Regions from separate parts of the Homo sapiens genome. Here all the other regions are linked to region 2. The links are chromatin loops, found by intact Hi-C in ENCODE. Cell type or tissue: heart right ventricle. All regions are shown on one strand.

Region 1 (5,000 bases), 680 kb before region 2:
TAGTCACATATGAAAGTAGGAACACGGGGATATACAAATAAAAATGTATCAGGAGTTACCAGAGTACAGGGAACAGGCACGTGCTTAAGGTTTAGACCTGTGAGCACTAGTTCTTTTTAAGGCTTCATGGAGTTAAAACTAGCTGATGTACGATGTGTGTAAAGATTCGGCCAGCTGAAAGAAAGGAATCCTAGCAAGGGGCATCAGGCGAGACATCGGGTAGGCTCCACTCTGCAAGACCTGGCAAATTCACTCAAGCTTGCTAGGTGAAATCACAGTACATTAGGTTGGATGTCAGAATTACTTCTGTGATGGCTACAGCTCATGTGCTTAGTTTGGGCTGAAGTGGGAAGAGCAAGAGGCACAAAAAGGAGATAAGCAGGTCACAAGCTAGTCCACTGAAGGATCTTCCTGTAGCTGTACTGAAAATGGCAGAGGCTGTCTCTTTTGCTAGAATCGGAGTTGTAAACTGGCAGCTCGGAGAACCATCCAACTCAAGAGTTGACCTACATCACGTTTCTAAAATTCAAATTGACTTGTCAACAATAAACTGAGAGATTTCACACAAAATCCAGATTTCCATCATCATCTGACCGAGTGGAAGATCTGGCTATAATAATGGACTAGGATAGAGTAGGGGGGCCCAGGGTCTCCAGCCCACACTGTCCCTGCCTCTCCCTGTTGTCTCACGTCTGCTTCACCATCATGTGGTACTGGCCAAGCCCATCTGCACTAAGAATGTGTACTACTTTTTTTTTTTTTTCCAAAAAAAACCCAAAAACCTTGGCAAGGCCCAATGACTCACGTCTGTAATCCCAGAACTTTGGGAGGCTGAGGCGGATGGATCACTTGAGGTCAGGAGTTCGAGACGAGCCTGGTCAACGTGGTGAAACCCTGGCTCTATTAAAAATACAAAAATTAGCCAGGCGTGGTGGCACACACCTGTAATCCCAGCTACTTGGGAGGCCAAGGCAGGAGAATCCCTTGAATCCAGGAGGCCGAGGTTGCAGTGAGCCAAAATTGCACCACTGCACTCTGGGCGACACAGCAAGACTCCGTTTCAAACAAAAACAAAACCAAAACACAACTTTATGTTCCTTTATTGGAGCAAGATTCTAGATTGATATACAGTGATGTATTAACTAAACAGAGACCTGTGCAGAAATTACATACTATCTATGTAGACAGGTTGTTATACTTCGCCTATTGATGGAATAGTTCCATTTATCAAGTTTTATACATCAAAAAGCTTTGAATTTCACCAGGCTCTCCATTAATTCACCTCTGAAAAAGTGGCATTTAATTTCAGCTACTATAGTTTACAGCATAAAAAGCTTATGCATGAGAGTGCTTCTCTGCACAGTGGCATGTTGCAGACAGAGCTGAGTCCATTATCCCACCCGGATTTACATTTGAGAGCTTTATACCAGAGAGCCAGGACAAAATTACTCCTAACCAACACAGACTTCTTACTCTCAGAGCCTATCTTCTTGGCTATATTTTATAGTGCCAGTGAAGACATGCTGGCAACTGTCCCATATACAGCTTGGCATTAGAGTACAAGGTCTGTTAATGGCGGTGGCAGGCATTATTATTTTATTCTGTTTTTTACTTTATTATTATTATATTTTTGAGACAGTTTCACTCTTGTTGCCCAGGCTGGAGTGCAATGGTGCAATCTTGGCTCATCACAACCTCTGCCTCCCCGGTTCAAGCGATTCTCCTGCCGCAGCCTCTCGAGTTGCTGGGATCACAGGCATGCGCCACCACGCCCAGCTAATTTTTGTATTTTTAGTAGAGACGGGGTTTCTCCATGTTGGTCAGGCTGGCCTCAAACTCCCGACCTCATCTGATCCTCCCGCCTCGGCCTCCCACAGTGCTGGGATTACAGGCATCAGTGACCGCACCCGGCCTATTTATTATTTTTTGAGACGGAGTCTTCCTCTGTCGCCCAGGCGTGAGGGCAGTGGTGCGATCTCAGCTCACTGCAACCTCTACCCCCTGGATTCAAGTGATTATCCCGCCTCAACCTCCCGAGTAGCTAGGATTACAGGCATGCACCACCACACCTGGCTAATTTTTGTATTTTTAGTAGAGACGGTGTTTCTTCATGTTGGCCAGGCTGGTCTCAAACTCCTGACCTCTGGTAATCTGCCCACCTCGGCCTCAAGTGCTGGGATTACAGGCGTGAGCCACCATGCCCAGCCAGGCACTATTATTTTAAATCAAGGTAAAAGGTCAGTTTTAAAAACCGCCACTTGGAGATAAAAATAAAAGGCTCAATATATTCAGAACTGAGTTTTGGGCAATCTGGTATCCCAAATTATGTGAATATTCCGACACTAACGGCAAATTGAGAATGTGTACTATTTTCAACTCTCAAGGACAGGACAAGTCAATCACTATTTTTATGAGAAAATATATTCTAAGCTCCAAATAAATTATGAATAAATCTTTAAACACAATCTGTTTTCACTTGGCCATCCTAAGGATCTTTGTTGTAGGTTTTCCAGACTGTCAACTGTCCCCTTTCCTTCTCTTGGGATCTCCCATTTAGTTTGGCTCAAAGTTCTATCCAATGTCACTCAGCTTATATGGTTTGCTACACTACTTTCTGTATTCTCCTTAAACTTCTTAGCTCTGAGTCTTAGTTGTGGGTTTCTTCTATTAATAGATGAACTTGACGTTTTAGACACTTTGTTTTGGTTTTGTTTTCTTTGCTTTTTTTATTTTAGCCTATTTGGTAAAAGGAAAGAGAATCATGGAATGTCTTGTCTGCTTTTTTTTCTTTATTAAAGATGCTGTTGTTTTCTGAGCAGCTTTCATTTTTATACATCCTTTTCTGGATTTTTACAGTGAATCCTTATTAAGCATTAGCTACATATATATGTAAAGCATATTTTGGGTTTCAGGATGGGGATCTACACCTTCCTGTTAAATAGATGTGTCAAACCAACCGATAATAGTTATGATATTCAGGGCTTTTCTACTTCAAAATGTTTTAAAAAACCCAAAAAGCAAAAACCCCAAACCACTGTATTTTAGTATGTTTTGTTTTTCTGGCCAAAGAAGACATGTTCCAGCAGATGGGGCTAGAAATCTACATATGATTCTTGTTTTAGGAGCATCGCATGCTCTGATCAGAACATTTTTTTAAAAATTATACTTTCATTTACACTGTATTACTGAAGAAAATTAGTGTGTTACAGCAATGTTGCTTCTATAGTGATATAATACATTTACATTTGGTCTTTGTCCTTGGTTCCCAGTACAGACTCCTAAAAACCCCTGTAATTTTCTAAGTGACAGGGGCATTTTTGGTTGTAGTATTTGCTCTTTGCCTTCAGTTACTAACACAGAGCTTCTAAAAATCCCTTGGAATTTCACGAGTGATGGGAACATCTTTTGTTTTAATGAGGTGACTCTCAGTGGGTCCTGGACAGCTTCAGGATGGGGGGTGGTTACCAGAAAGACCAAACTTTGATTAGAAGCTTAGAACTTTCAGCCTCACCCTTAACTTCTGGTGGACGGAGAGGGGCTGGAGATTGAGTTAATCATTAATCATGGCTTACACAATGAAACCTCCATTAAAAACACCCAGATGATGGGGTCTGGAGAACTCCTGGGTTGATCAATGCATCCATGTGCCAGGAGGGTGGCACAGCCCAGTTCTATGAGGAACAGAAGCTCCTAAGTTCCAGGCCCTTCTTGACTTCACTCTGTGCACCTCTACATCTGGTTGTTCATTTGCATACTTTATATAAAAAACCCAGTAAACATAAATAAAATGATTCCCTGAGTTCTGTGGGCCATTCTAGCAAATAATCAAACCTGAAGAGGGGATGGTTGTCATAGAGCTGGTTGGTCAGAAGCACAGGTGTCAACTGGGAGGGCAGTCTTGTGGGGCTGAGCTTAACTAACTGGCGTCTGCACTAACTCTGGCTAGTGCTGGAATTGAACTGAATTGCAGGACACCTTGTTAGTGTCTGGAGAATTGGAGAACTGGCTGGTAGGAGGAGGAAGAGGTCCCCATATATTTGATGTCAGAAGTACTGTGAGTAGATAGATCATACTAAGGAAAAATGCCTTTTCTCCTGTAACATACTGATTGGAGATTAAAGCTATAAAAACACAGATACATTTTACGTTACCAAGATCACGCTTTATCCTGTAAGTTTTTCTGACTACAACCTATAAATCATTAAACATAGTACATATACACATATATGCTTACACACCAATTGCCACAAAAGCTTCACAAACCAGTATTTACGTTTATCATGAGCAATGTATTCTGTTATTTTCTATTCTATTTCATTTTTCAAAAAAATGGTTAACAGTCCACCAGTGATTCTGTAACACAGTGCTATTAGCCTGAAAACATTCTCCCTGGTGTCGGGCTCCATGCCACTCAGACCTGCCGTTCCCATCCTCTGCTGTTCTCTTCAAAGACTGGACATTAACAAGAAGCACTGCTATTATTGTTTTCTTGTTTGTTTAGTGACAGGGCCTCACTCTGTCGCCCAGGCTGGACGGAGCGAGGTGCAGTCACGACTCACTGCAGCCTGGAACCCTGGAGCTCAAGCGATCCTCCCACCTCAGCCTCTTGAGTAGCTAGGACTACAGCTGCGCACCAGCAAGCCCGGCTTTTTTTTTTTTTTTTTTCCAAGTCTTTTAGAAATGGGAGTCTTGCTATGTTGCCAGGCTGGTCTTCAACTCCTGGCCTCAAGTGGTCTTTCTGTGTCAGCCTCCCAAAGCACTGAAATTATAGGCATAAGCCACTGGATCCACTATTGCTTTTAGGAATTGTAAGCCAAAGGGATGTGGGTTGAGTATCTCAGATTATGATCTCTGAAAATGAGACCAGGTAAAGATTTAATTCCAACAGACAGGGTGACTGAAACCTCATTCAGCCAACTCCAGATGCACGCTGTTCTGCAGAGCTGAAAAGATGAGCTGGGTGCAACTATGGGAACAAAATAAAGTCCACATGCTTTCTG
Region 2 (5,000 bases):
AAAATCTCTTCAGCACTGGTTGGTTGGTAGATTGTACGACACTGACATGGTGCTTGGGAGGGTCATTTATCTGATGGTTGGAGCAGCACCATGGGAAAGCTGCCCAGATGGTCTACTGAAGTCCTTGGCTGTGCACAGAATGGGCCAAGGGCCCAGAATTCATGAGTCCGGGGAACTTTGGAGGTCCTTACTCAATCTCCTTAGTGCTAAGGTTCAGAGTCTCAAACCAGATTTCTTCCAAACCTTCTTGTTGTCTGTTTGTTCCCCCGTCACTGTTTATCTTCCACCTCTGAAGCCATAATTTGCACACATGTGATCTGGAGGAGGGCTAAAGCTGCCACACCGAGGGCTTTCGCCAAGATCAAGGTCCTCTTGTTGGTAGTTTGGGATTGCTTATGACCCGATCCTCCTTATGCTACCAGCACTTCTGCAGATGGCATCTGCTTAGTTCAGAGTGGAGGAGGGCCATTCGTGTATCTGAGCATGGGGTGGAATGACCGGGCAAAGTTGTTGGAGAGGGCACAGCTGTAGTCTTCCTCTGACATTGGTACAAGGCAGGCAAGCCCGATGAGGAGGAGCAGGAGAAGCTGAAGGGGAAGAGCTGCTCGGAGGACTCTGAACAGGAAGCCGCGGCCGGACCGACCTGGCCCTGGCTCAGAAAGGGAGGAATCGGAGCCACCTTTTGTGGACCTGAGAGAAGAATGGACATAAATTACTCAGATAACTCCAGTGTCGGAGGGACGCTGCTTTTTGCCTCTGCACCTTCCTGGAAGCTAAAGGGCCATGCCAAGCACACCCCAGCCTGGCGATCAGCTGCCAGCCTTCCACAGTGTGCCCAGGTCACCCCCCACCATCAAATGAGGTTGTTGGAAACTGCACTGACAAGAAATAAACATTTAGTCAGTCAACTAAACGTAAGTAATTAGGTTCAAATTCTACTCCTTTTACCCCTTAATGTGGTGAAACATTTTCTATCAACGAAAATAACTGCTCTATACACATTCTACTAGCATGAATTAAGTAGATCCAGAATAATTAAAATGTAGATATTTGATGCAGCATATTTTTGTTTTAAGAATATCATGAACATTGTTAAGCAAAATTAGTTGCTGTCAGAATCATACCAAGTATCCCATCTAGCCATCCTGGATATGCCAAAATCCATGCAGCAAAAATAAAAACAGTCTTTGTCATTTTGCACAGACCCATAAAAGCTTCATTAATCATAGAGCATACCCTGGTTTCATCTTGCACTGAATCAGCATCAGGCCCTGACATTAGCGGGTTCCAAAGCTGTACGAACAAGGAATAGCAGTGGAGTCTGTCTACAGAACACTGGTGTTGTATGATGTAGATGCTAGGCTGATCCTATCACTGACGTCATTACTTTGGAAAATGGACACCATTTTCTGAGGAGGATGGACTGTCATCCTACAGCCCCTTCTACACTCAAAGTGACAAGTTTTTCTATTTCACTTTTATCTTCCTTTTAAACAGTGCATTAGAGATTGAGTACAGGTTTCAGAACTCTTAAGAAGGACTGCCTGGAAAATACAGAATCTGGAAGTAGATTCTGAGTTGGGTGCTACTGTTTTCTTTTTGTGAACAGCCATTACCTTTTTTTGGTTACTAGCAGAAAAGATGAAGAAAGAAATGTTGTTTACGACAGGCATTTGGTGTACACTCAGACCCATACAACATTGAATGAACAAAAATAAAAGATGTAGCCAAAAGAAACACTCCCTCACAACTAGTATAAATTCCTTAAGAGTTTTAATATCACCAAGGATAAGGACATTGTATGTGAGGCTACTGAAATAATATGAGCGTGTGAAAGCTGTATTGGTAACTGTAGGTTTGGTCCAGAAGAAAGCACTATGTTTGTAGCTCACCTATTACCTATTAATTTCTGAAGACAGACTACCCTAATATCGGTGGGGGATGCGGAGTGACACCTAAGAAAATAAATGTTAAAAACAGATAGAATCCCCTTAGAAGGGAACAGAGGGAGTATTCAAAACTCTTTTATTAAACCATCAAAGAAAAATGGGAGAGGGCTGGGCACAGTGGCTCCCGCCTGTAATCCCAGCGCTTTGGGAGGCTGAGGTTGGCGGATCACTTGAGGCCAGGAGTTCAAGCCAGCCTGGCCAACATGGTAAAAATACAAAAATTAGTCAGGCCTGGTGGCGTGTGCCTGTAGTCCCAGTCACTTGGGAGGCTGAGGCAGGAGAATCGCTTGAACCCGGGAGGCGGAGGCTGCAGTGAGCCATGATCGGAACACCACTGCACTCCATCCTGGGCAACAGAGCGAGACTCTATCTCAAAAACAGATATTGGTTCTGCAGAAACCCCAAGAAACAGGCAGCACGCAGTGTTTCTATACACTTCTTGTGGTGTAAGGAAAAATCAAATCACTGGTTTAAATTGGAAGCATGTTCTTTTCTGAAATCCACACAAGTAACGGCAGGGTAATGTAACCTTGAACAACTCACTTCATCTCTAGGTGTCAACCTCTTCACTAACCTCTTCAAATTAGCATAGATGGTCTTCTAACTTTAAAGTTTACTGTTCGATGTTTTTGTCTTCTACTGATTTGTCAGTATAAATAATCTCCCAAGAAGCCACAAGAGCTCAATCACCATCTAGTGGTCAAACTGATTAACTGCCCTTGTGCTAAGACCAATGAGTTATTCCTAATAAGCTGAGGGAAAAAAAAAGTATATTTTGTGAAAATATAGTAGAACATAAAAGAAGTATGTCATATACCTTATTAATGGAAAAGGAAAATAGAAACTTCTTGAGTTACCTGAGCATAAAATATTCATGTTGAGACAGGGCCTTAGAGAGCATCCAGTTCATCTCCTAATTTTGTAGGGGAGTAGCTAAGGACAGTTCATGTTTACTCTTCTAATTGCTAGGCAGCACTCTGAGCATTTATGTTGGGTTCTGTCATTTAATCCCCACAGCAGTCCTCTGCGGTGTGTACTTATTAACTTCATTTTACAGATGATGTGAAAGAAAGCTCAGGGAAGTGAAATAACTGGCTCAAGCTCACACAGCCAGTGGCAGAAGATTTCAACCCTGTGATTTTAACTACCAGAACCTGGAGACTCTAGACAGGCTGAATGACTTGCTTCAGATTCTACAGTTAAAGGAAGAGGCCTAGCAGGGACTCAGGCTTCCAAAATCCCTGCCCACCGCACTCTCTGCTGTGAAATGTTTTGCTGGTTGGTGATAGGAATAATGGTAATGGTAATTCAGGTCGTATTCATTTCACAGGTATCTCACATGTAGAAGCAAAGAAGAGAATCCTGAACTTGCATCCTAAAATATTTGGAAACAAGTGGTTTCCTCGTGTCTAAAGCCTCTGGTCATAAGGCCTCACAGTATCCTGCAGATCATCAAATCCGTGTGTGGACGTGGGGACATTTTGTTTTGAGGCAGTTACATGACCATGGGCAAGTAAATTAGTCTCTCTGGCCTTCAGTTTTCTCATTTGCAATGATTCAATGGTTTGCCTTAAAGTGTCTTAAGAAGGATAGGATAGCTACCCACAAACTTTGGATCAAATTTTCTTCAAAACATCCTTCCCCTGACTTTAAAATATGCCCTGGCAACCAACACTCAACACCTGTAGCTAGATGAGTTATAACAGAGTGACTGAAGAGAGCTCCCACAATTCCTAGTTATTAAATACCTGACTAATTTTCATTAGGAGACATTTAAGAACTTTAGTGATGGGAAGATTTACATATATAATTGATAGTACAATCTGACAGAGCTGAATAGCTCCTGTTTGTCAACTGTTAAATTCTTTGTGCAATTAGGTCAAAGATCAAGATCAAAACAAGGGCTGCCCATTGACCTGTTCACTCCTGAGAAAAATGGCAAACCATTGAATCATAAATCATGACAGCCAAAATAATTTTAGGATATTAATGCACCCCTCATCTTTGCAAATGAGAAAACTGAAGGCCAGAGAGACTAATTTACTTGCCCATTTTTGATAAAAATGTCACCATTTACAGAATGTGGACTCCTATGTTGGAGTCTGTTGAAGGACATGGCACATTTAACAGCATCAGAGCATTTTTTATTAAAATTTAATTTGTGCATGACTTCTAATGCTGAAGAACGCCAAGCTAGGAAGAAGTCATGGGCTGAGATGGGGACAGAGAGAACACACAATATTCAGTGACTGTCCGTGCAGCTGGCTGCCCTTGAAAATATCCGAACTATCCACTGGGAAAATGCCTGTCCCCTTGGGGTAATTACCAGAGTTTCAACATGCCCAAAGCTGCCTCATCTTCAGGGGGAACTTGTTCTAGCGATTTTAGTATCAAGAAGCTAATGGTCCCAGGGAAAGGGTTATTTTTAATATTTAGCTACTGTGCTAAAAATCACCTAAGTTTCTAGAGTCTTGGGAAATTTCATAAGGGAAAGAACAAAGGCAACTTGTTGACTACCCACTGGTCATTCTCCTCTGGTCTTATTACATACATGGATGCCAGTTTAGATTGTGTTTATATAGGAAAAATTAAATGTGTGAGCCTCCTTAAGGAACATCATCAATACAGATATATCAGATAGTTCTGTCCAGCAAAAAACGTGCTTATTTGCTACAAGTAAATTTTTATTTATTTTTCTCACTTCCCTCACTCCTTCAAATTTCCAGGTAAATAGCTGCCCAGGAGTTGCTTCATCTCTGTCCCAAAATACCTAGACAATTGCGGGATAAGGAGAATGGCAGGGAGGGAGTAGTGGCTAAAATCACACCCTTCAAAAGAAAGTGTGTAGGACACACAATTGTGAGAAGTCTGAATGCCATGCACATAGGGTATGACTCACTTTGAAAATTGTTTATAATCAAGGAAATGAAAATGAGTTAATTTCGTGCATGCATCATTTAAAGCCAAATGAGAAGAAACTTCTAATTTATTTTGTTACTTTTCGGCTAACACTGGCAGTATGTAACAGATTTATTTTGCAGAAACATCTAG
Region 3 (5,000 bases), 450 kb before region 2:
GACCCTATCTCAACAACAAATTAAAAAACTGCTGGATGTGGTAGCGTGCAAATGTATTGCCAGCTACTCAGGAGGATGAGGTGGGAGGATCACTTGAGCCCAGGAAATTGAGGTTGCAGTGAGCCATGATTATGGCATTGTACTCCAGGTTGGAGTACAAACTTTCAGCTTGTCACTGAAAAAAAGGACACTCCATATCACTTTTTGCCATTTTGTGTGTGTTTACACATCTATCTATCCACATTGTGCTTAATTTGGACTTTACAACCAAGTGATTTTTCTCCATTATAAAAGAAATTGCATCATTTTCTTTTTTTTAAAATTTTACTTTAAGTTCTGGGATACATGTGGGGAATGTGCAGGTTTGTTACATAGGTATACATGTGCCATGGTTGTTTGCCGCACCCAACAACCTGTCATCTAGGTTTTAAGCCTTGCATGCATTAGGTATTTGTCCTAATGCTCTCCCTCCCCTTGTCCCCCACCACCCAACAGGCCCTGGTGTGGGATGTTCCCCTCCCTGTGTCCATGTGTTCTCATTGTTCAACTCCCATTTATGAGTGAGAACATGCAGTGGTTGGTTTTCTGTTCCTGTGTTAGTTTGCTGAGAATGACGGTTTCCAGCTTCATTCATGTCCCTGCAAAGGACAGGAACTCATTCTTTTTTATGGTTGCATAGTATTCCATGGTGTATATGTGCCACATTTCCTTTATCCAGTCTATCATTGATGGGCATTTGGGTTGGTTCCAAGTCTTTGCTGTTGTAAATAGTGCTGCAATAAACATGCGTGTGCATGTATCTTTATAGAATAATTTATAATCCTTTTAGTATATACCCAGTAATGGGATTGCTGGGTCAAATGGTGTTTCTGGTTCTAGATCCTTGAGGAATTGCCACAGAGTCTTCCACAATTGTTGAACTAATTTACACTCCCACCAACAGTATAAAAGTGTTCCTATTTCTCCATATCATCTCCAGCATCTGTTGTTTCCTGACTTTTTAATGATCGCCATTCTAACTGGCGTGAGACGGTATTTCATTGTGGTTTTGATTTGCAAGGAAATTGCATCATTTTCCACTGAACCTAAGTTGCAGTTCCATTCTGCCTAAGACCACCAAACTCACCTGCCCCACTGTTATACCTTCTGGATGTCAGTGAAAGTTCATGGACAAGAGAATATTTGTAAAACTGCATTGGATTTCTGTTGAGAAATGCTATGTTTTCAAAAGGTGAAAAAATGTAGACATGTATTTTCAGACCTTTTATTTTTCAATCATAGCAGTGGAATTCCTTGATGGTTTATGAAAATAAATGTTTTTCTCACTCCTAGGCCATTTAAAAATATATAATATGGAGTTGAAGTTATTAATAGAAATAACTAAGGGTGAGAGAGAATGGCACTTGTACTATTGAGTACAATATTAGAAGCAAGTGCTGTTATATTGCCAGACTATATAAAATAACAAGTGTTTCTAGTGCACTGAGTGAATGTATGGTTTAGAAAACATTACTAATTACGTGCGTATTCATTGATTTATTCACTAAGTACTCACTGAGGGTCTACTGTGTACCTGAGTCTAGCCAGAGGCTTGTGGTGGAGAGCTGAGCAGGTCAGGTCCAAACTTATGTTCTTGCTATTTCTTTGGGTGTGGGTGGTTGGATGGTTAGCTCAGTGGTCTCGGATGCTGGAATTTGTTCTAATAAGTTTCTGAGCTGCTTCATAAACCAAGAGGGTTAGGGGAACTATAGCTGAGTCATCTCCTTTTCCTCCTCTTCCTCCTTCTTCCCCTCCTCCCCACCGTCTGTTACTACTATTATAGGAAATTTGAACTGGAATGAAAAAAAAATCAGTGTTACAAAAATGGTCACATTTTGGAATAACTCTACACTTACATAGTGTGTTCTAGTGATTAGAAACAAAAAAGCCATCATTTTAGGCTAGATTTTTCAGAATGATCACAATGCTACCACTGTTTTGCACTTACCTTAAAAAATAAAGTGCTTCCCCTAAGTTTGATCATTTGCTTGTTAGCATAATTTGGCCATTAAACATTAAGCATTGTTTGAGACCCGTAAGTCAAGCCAGGCTATGGTGAAACAAAATTAGCAAAATTCGAATTGATGCCGGAAACTGGTGAAGCCGCCATAGATTTAAGGACCAATTTGCCAGGTTACCGTCTGCAGGTTCTGCTATGGACCAGGTGGGGGCAGCAGAGAGCTGGCTGTGGTCTCCAGAAGGGAAGGCCAGCACCTGCCTGCAGATTCCAAGGCACAGGTGGAGGTGGTAATGAGTTACGAGGTAGAGTCAAGGTTTGGACTGCATCTGAGAAGGGAGGAAAGCAAGAGAGTTAGAAACACCATAAAGATGAGACTGCAGAGCAAGCCAGAATGGAAGTAGGACAAAGAACTGGTGTAAGTCAAAGAGCAAAGGTGCAGGGGTCACAGGGAGGAGAGGTTGGGTGGGCAGACAGGAGGTGCCCGAAGGAGGCCAGCCTGCTTCACTAGTGCCCCTTCCAGTACCTTCCCAACTCGGTGAGCCAGGTCCATACTTGGTTCTGTTTGGTCTTCCAAGGGCTATGAAGGGACAGGGATGTGAGAGACACCAGCCATCTCTCTCTCCTGAGCTATTAATAATGAAAGTTCCTGTTTTATGAACAAATACTGAAATGAATGGAGAACACTCAACAATTTGGTAGCAATCAGAGTGTGGTAGTGAAGCATTGCCTGGGCTTTTCCTTCTGGTTCCTGCAAAGGACTAAGGTCCTCAGCAGCCTCTGTCCATCTTTTCGGAGATTTTTCACAATCACCAAGGAAATATAGTTCAGTGCTCCTGTTTACTTAATGGTCGGCTACGCTTGAAATATCATGCTCTCCCTGTGTGGTCTTGTCATAATTATTTTCAAATGGTGCTAATTAGCAGACCCAACACATGGGCAGCCTTCCTTCCCCAGACTTGGCACCCTCACTCGCTGCATTTAGCACCCCTCATGGGAAGGCATCCTGGAGATCCCTTATCTGCACCCTGTCTCCATCTACCCCTTCCCACTCGCGGAAGCTGCCTCACCAGAGAAACTGCTATCTGATAAAGAACATCAACAAGTCCTAGCAGATGGCTGCTTATCTCAAGACACATATATTCACCAAAATCCTAGCAGAAGAAAAAGCTGTGTTTGGATGGTCCCTGAGAGCTAACTATAACATGTTCAAACTGTGTAACGCAGTTTGGAGATGGAGACAGAGTATGGAGAAAGAAAGACAAAGGGAGAATACCCAAAAGAGGTTTTGGAAAAGAAGAAAAATTTGTTCTTTATACATATATATCCATAAAGATGAGGGTCTCACTCTGTCATCCAGGCTGATCTCAAACTCCTGAACTGAAGGGATCCTCCTGCCTCAGCCTCTCCAGTAGCTGCAACTACAGGTACCAAGCTGAGCAAGAAGAAAAATTTGAGTTAGGCTTTAGAACATCAAACTAAGACTCTGATTTTCTTGAGAAAGTGGATAGAAAATTTGTGGTTAGAGATGACACCAGTAACGATAGGTTTCTACTCTTAGCTATGCCTGGGGCAGCTTGACCGCCACTTTGTTGATCACATTAATTTACCTCTTCCTGCCTTTATTTCCCTTTCTGTAAAATGGGAATTAATGTGCTTGATGACAATATCTCCAAATGATTTTTAAGGCAAGAAGAGAGAATGTTACTGACAGGCCCATGGTTCTCTGGGTGAGAGGGTCACTGTGAATGAATGTACACACAGAGCCTTTTATTAGTGAGGCTTAGGGTGTCCGGTTTTTCTTGGCGGAGTAAACATCCACCCAGTAGTATTCACTCAGTTTGCATTGTTCTGTCGCATTGTTTGTAAATCTTTTGAGTGATTACGCAGCATTTGTTCCCTATTGTTCATAATACTCTTTAAAAAGCTGACTATAGGACTCCAGTCCCCACTGGTTTGTTCTTTGCCACTTGGCAAAGGTTGATTGATTTTATTTTTCCTTTGGCCTGTGCTTCTTAGTGGCTTGAAATGAACACGGCTTTTTTTCCTGTTTACCCCTTTGCCCACATTGTCAATAATAGAGTCGCCCTGGGAAGCAGAGTTTGCAAAGGGAGGAGGGTTTGGTATAAATTTGGAAGATTGTATTGTTTCAGATTTATTTTCTCAAATGCTGAAACTGCTTCTCAGGGGTTATACTTCTTTACTCATGAAAACTCACACATTCTCTTAGGTGGTACTGTTAAACATGTTACATTTGTAAAAAAATTAATAAAACGTAATGAAAGAAGCAGGAAGCAAGTGTATACACATGGTGGCCTGAGCAATTGGCTGTCATGGTTTGGTTTGATTATAGGTGTGTGAGGCACATGTATGGTGTTGCGTGGAACAGATGGATAGAAGTGGTAAAAAAGATGAATCCAACCTAGTGCTTTTCAATTCTCCTTGCACATGAGAATCACCTGGAGAATTAAAAAAAATACATTGATGCCGACTGGGCACAGTGGCTCATGCCTATAATCCCAGCACTTTGGGAAGCTGAGGCAGGTGGATCACTTGAGGTCAGGAGTACGAGACCAGCCGGGCCAACATGGTGAAACCCTGTCTCTACTAAAAATACAAAAATTAGCCAGGTGTGGTGGTACACGCCTATAATCCCAGCTACTTGGGAGGCTGAGGCAGGCAAATCTCTTGAACCCGGGAGGCAGAGGTTGCACTCAACCGAGATTGTGCCACTGCACTCCAGCCTGGGCAACAAAGCGAGACTCCATATTAAAAAAAAAAAAAAAAGTTGATGCCTGAGTCTCTCCCCAAAAATCGGAACATCTGTGGGTGTGGGTTCGGCATGGATATTTGTAAAGTCTCCGTAGCTGCAAAGCCAAGTTGGGAACCACTGATAACCAACAGAAAAATGCTTCTGGAAGTGTTTCCGGGGAAGGAGTCCTAGCCTAGGATCAGACACCTGTCTGGGCTCAATACAAACCACTGGTTTTTTTTTTTTTTTCTG
Region 4 (5,000 bases), 430 kb before region 2:
TGTGTCCTTGTGTGTAATTCCTTGTGCTGGTTCAGATTCTGAAATGGAGCTTTAAAAGCATGGAGGCTTGAGTTGGTCCATGTGAGTTTGAACCCTGGCCGCAGCTGGTATGGGTACTTAATCTCAGTATCCCACGGTTTCCTCAACTGCAAAATGGGTTTTTAGTAGTACTTACCTCACTGGGTTGCTACAAAGATACTTAAACTAGTATCTGACATCTAGTACAGCCAGCCCTCCATATCTGTGGGTTCCACATCTGAGGATTCAATCAACCTCTGGTTGGATAAAAAATATCTAGGAAAATAGCTGCATACTAGGGGAAAAAAAAAAGAAAAAAATATCCAGGAAAAAAATTGTGCCAGTACTGAACATGACTTTGCTCTTTTCATTCTCTAAACAATATAGTATAACACATATTTACTTCACATTTACATTGTTTTAGGTATTATAAGTAATCTATGGATTATTTAAAGTATACAGGAGGATGTGCATAGGATATATGTAAATACTATGTGATTTTATATCAGGGACTTGTCCTGGAACCAATATCCCAACCCTAATACTAAGGGATGACTATATATGCTCAGAAGACATTTGTTGTCATTTTTATTCTCTTGCACTCAAGAAAGCACATATTGGAATGCAAACGAATATCAATAATAGTTTTTTAAAGGATAATTAAGTTAATTTATAATTTACATACAATATACATTGTACATTTATATTTTCTAATGAAAAGGAAATAATCTATAACCTTCAGTTCAGAATTCATTAGCTGTCCTATTTTGAGAACTGTTGCTCTATGTAATTTTCATCTCTGTATTGATGTGTAAAACTGGTTTTAACAGGTAGCTAAATGCTGTTTGAAAAGCATACTTCACCCATTCTGGCAACTAAAATAATTGAAAGATTTAATTAATTTAGAAAAAATATTTCGCTTTCAAAACACTTGAACTGTTCAGAGCATGTTATTCAATAATCTACCTTTCACCAGAAATCATAATAAACACAATAAAAATGCTTACAGAACCCCCACAATGCGTTAGTATACATGATTATTCCTTGTGTAAGTGAATCTTGTTGAGATTTTATGTTCAGTCAATTGCAATTAAATACTTTACATATTAACTAAAATGTGTCCTGCTCTATGTATTCTGGAGAAGTTACTCTCAGACAAATTTACATATTTAAATTATTTTATGGGCTAACTGATAAGTATAGAGAAGACTGAAGACAGTTAAGATCATTGATTTCAAAATGTTTTAAAGTGTTGATTATTTATTTTGGTTTTCTTTCTTTCCCATGCCAGTTTTGAGATGCACCTCTTACTTGGCAGGTGTTCCTCTGTACTGGGTACTGGGACAGAGAGAAATACAGTAGCAAGAGGGAGATCCTGCCTCCGCCCCATTCTACCATTCTCACTGCCAGAAAGCCAGCCTTTTTTCAAGGCTTGTAGAGAAGAAAAAGAGAAAATATTTTTAAAAATTCATTTAAAGTACCTACTGCATAAACCACACCAGACATGATGAGATATTAAAATGTCAATATTATTAAAAATTTTTAATATGATTTTACAGCCCCTTTGCTACTTTAAAATGTTTATCTTAGTGTTAAACAAACAATCAATAACCTCATAAACTTAAAAATTGCTGCAGGAAATACCGGACAGTTTATGGAAGGATCATATGACAGAAGGAAGGGCTGAAGAGTGTGAGAAGCTAGACCTCTGCAGGTTACCGAAGTCAAGAACCTCATTAATCGGTAACAAGAAGTGCAGAGCGGGCTTTTGAGTCCATGCCTGAGTAAGAAAGTCCCAAAAAACACTCACAGAAGATATTTCCTTGCCCCTGCTTTTAGTTTAGCTGTAGCTAACTTTGGATTAACAAAATTTATGTGCTGAATGATGTTTTATTTTTTTTTCCAACTCCACATGCCTGTCTAGACTTCAAGCTTTATTACGAATAAAGAGAAAATCGGCTGGATGGCATAAAAAATATTTCAGGCAGATTAACACATGATTTACCTCTTCTTGAACATCCATCTTAATGGAAGTGCTAAGAAAGTTAGATTCGGGCCTGGCTTGGCAAAAGCAAGGCCACCCCCTCCTCTATTTTTTCAATGAGATTTTCCAATCCTAGTCAAATGGTGGTGCTAGTTCTTTATTTTTGAGTTACTGCATTTCCTAATTTCATGGTCATAACAGCCTCCTGTCTACCGACTCAGAACGGATTTTACCAAAACTGAAAATGCAGGCTCCATGCTCAGAAGCTCTTTAACAGGCTCGAAAGGTCCATGCTCCTTTCTCCTGCCCATTCTATAGCATAAGAAGACAGTCTCTGAGTGATAATCTTCTCTTCAAGTAGGTACTCCTATTTCTTCTCAATTTATTTTTTCCTTTTTGATATAATGTGCTACTGTTTACAAGCATATTGTAACTTCAGAGCTTACCTCTCATCTTTAAAAAATGTTCATTTTTTTGTCTTTCTGCTCCAAGGATATTTTGCAAAGTTACTGGCAAGTATTCCTGGGATGATAAAATGTGAAATCTAAACTTGGTACAGTGGAAATTCACTTCTAGAATAATATTTAGCTGAGGCAGAGGGCAATCCGACTACCCTTTTCTTAGTACAGCACACACAGGCTGCCTGTCTGTTCCAGATAACATAAATGTATTGGATCTAGCACTAGCTAGGAGACACTGTATTGTTGAACTGTGTTAGAATTTTATAAGCTCTTAATTGGACAAATCTCAGAGTAGCATGAACACACTACCTGTTTTCTGAATCTTTGGAGCCATAACTTACGTGAGTTTGAACTAAGCGATGTGAATAAGCCATTATTTGTTTCCTAAAGGCAGTCAAGTTTTCTGAAAAGCTACACATTTAGCAGCAAAAGAACGAGCCCCTCTGTCTTGAAATGGGCCTCTGATTTTAAGCAAGCTCTTTTGAGTCCTGGTGTCCCATTTTCTCAGTTCCTTTTTGCCTCACAATGGCACATACATAATGACTCCACCACATATAGCAGTGGGCTACTCGGGTAATGATGTGGCAGTCACAAGACAGGGCAGAATACTTTCATTTTGGTTAGAGGAATGCCACATGTCTTAGGAAATGCTCGCTGAACTGTAAGTTTCATACTTTGTCAAGAAGATAACCAGTATTCTCTCAAACAAGTCCGTAGGAGCCAACATGATTAAAAGATTTTAAAGCAATTTACTCGATAGAAGGGTTGGGCTTAATCAGGACTTGTGATCATGGCAATGGTTCCTGCTTAAAGGTGCCAGATTTTTAATGCCTTTATGTGCCAGATCTAATAGGCTTACAGAGCAACTCCATGTATATGAGGTTGCTGGGAAACTCATCTGGTTTTGAATGTGGTATATACATATTTTAATATTGAGAGTAAACAGGAAGACCAGGTAGAAGTATTTGAACTGAATTCTGAAACGTACAGAGAACTTAAATTGGATGAGAATGTTTGAGAACCATGGATGGTTCAGGGTCCATTTGTATACCATAAAATCCCTTCCTATTTCTCAAAAGCAAATATTTTCTTTGATTTTGTTAATATCCTGTGATGACTGCCCACTAGGCCTTGGAATGCATGCAGATAATGCTGTAGCAGTTGGATAAAATACTCTAGAATGTCAGATTTTCAAGGAAATTACAAATAAAAACAATGTAGGTAAAAGATACGACATGTAGGAAAAAAGCAAAATTTTCCTTAAGAATACAAGCGTCGTATTTACGAGTAGAAGATTTTTCTTGGACATTTGGAGATACGTGTTTCATTTTATTGCTTGTGACAGTCAAGGAAAGGAATAAAGCTCTTGTGTCTTAAACTTGCAGCAAGAACAAAGTCCAACTATCTTTCGTTTCTGATAACTCTGTGTCTTTTTGTTCAATATTGGGTTTAGAGCTAGCTACCATCTACCTTCCCTTCAAACACTCACTCTAAACCTCCACACAGTGTAAGTATTTACATCAGGCATCTGCTAAACATTTTCACATGGTTATCTGCAGGTCTTCTCTGAGTCTGTCTGCATTCATTTATCCTAGTTGCTCAGAACAATCGCTTGGGCTGACGGCCTGGTGGTTGAGTTTACTTTGCTTTGAATAGGGAACAGCTGTGCTCCAGGACTGCAGATTGGCTATTCGGAAAAAAGGGCAAGGAAGAGAGTGACCCAGCTCTGGGTAGACCATCCACACTGTAAAAAAAAAAGTCATAGCATAGTCTTCATCTATGGCAGTGGAGATATGGTCCTGTCCATCCACCTCTATCAGGAGAGGGTCTCCATTGTTAATCTCCGAGAAAGAGGCGCCATCTGTGAAACCTCCTGCATATTGTCTAATGAAGTGCTATTTTGAAAGGCGTGCACTGTACAGGTAAGAGTGATGATGGTGTGCCTGCCTTCTGGGCAACATCTCAGTAGACTTCCTCTGAATCATTCCCACTGGACCCAACAGCAAAAGCGTACACATCATTGAGTTTTATCGTTCTATCTAAGGCGTATAACATTTTTCTCTCTGAAAGTCTGTGATTCTTTCGGAGAATGAAGGGGCTTACCCTATCCATCTGCCCCTAAAAATATTCGCTGGAAAGCTGATACCTCTGCTCAGGTTTTCCACAGCAGATCACTCTTCAGTAAGAATTCTGATATTAAGTAGTTTAATTCAGATCCATGGAAAATGACTGAGTACCAGCCATAGCTCCCACCACTCTCTAGCTGTGCAATTTAGAGGCAGATTATTTAACCTCATGCCTTGAATTTCTCATCTGCAAAGTGGGAGTACTAACAGTAGCTACCAGATATATTATATGGAATAAATGACATTAAGCCACTCATTAAACTCCTTGCAGTTTCCAAGCATTAGAAACTCAGTATGAGGAAGTTATTTCTATTCTAAGCCTAGCACAGTGCCTGGTACTCAATACATGTTGGTTGAATCAGTGAAATAATTCAAGGTCAGCACCAAAGCTGCTAGGAATTTATGAACATC

The links. Hi-C counts contacts between places; a loop is a spot of excess contacts. Peaks named below come from ENCODE experiments on the same cell type or tissue, not always from the same donor. Only the 100,000 strongest peaks of a DNase experiment are listed, where the experiment ranks them.
Region 1: a loop joins it to region 2, with 3 times the contacts of the local background. A loop is called at or near these places in 12 of 110 quality-filtered maps.
Region 3: it touches region 2 in a loop (6-fold over the local background); 47 of 110 quality-filtered maps call a loop at or near these places.
Region 4: a loop joins it to region 2, with 3 times the contacts of the local background. A loop is called at or near these places in 36 of 110 quality-filtered maps.

Annotation. Positions count from the first base shown.
Region 1 is chr6:151,438,047-151,443,046 of GRCh38, forward strand. The region is part of intron 2 of RMND1 (required for meiotic nuclear division 1 homolog); the gene reads right to left. Among named protein-coding and RNA genes, the nearest start is that of RMND1, 12 kb to the right of the region's middle. In heart right ventricle, a CTCF peak has its summit at 3,089 (motif pointing right); no DNase peak of the experiment used is centred here; H3K27ac peaks cover 1,836 bases.
Region 2 is chr6:152,121,987-152,126,986 of GRCh38, forward strand. It overlaps SYNE1 (spectrin repeat containing nuclear envelope protein 1), which reads right to left. Exons shown (of 146, transcript NM_182961.4): 146 at 1-690. The coding sequence ends at 450. It also overlaps a transcript of ESR1 not described here. Among named protein-coding and RNA genes, the nearest start is that of SYNE1-AS1, 260 kb to the right of the region's middle. In heart right ventricle, a CTCF peak has its summit at 2,653 (motif pointing left); no DNase peak of the experiment used is centred here; H3K27ac peaks cover 1,600 bases.
Region 3 is chr6:151,673,706-151,678,705 of GRCh38, forward strand. It overlaps a transcript of ESR1 not described here. Among named protein-coding and RNA genes, the nearest start is that of ESR1, 130 kb to the right of the region's middle. RefSeq lists an enhancer at 2,311-2,360. In heart right ventricle, a CTCF peak has its summit at 2,200 (motif pointing right); no DNase peak of the experiment used is centred here.
Region 4 is chr6:151,688,306-151,693,305 of GRCh38, forward strand. It overlaps a transcript of ESR1 not described here. Among named protein-coding and RNA genes, the nearest start is that of ESR1, 120 kb to the right of the region's middle. In heart right ventricle, a CTCF peak has its summit at 2,133; no DNase peak of the experiment used is centred here; H3K4me3 peaks cover 2,383 bases; H3K27ac peaks cover 3,233 bases.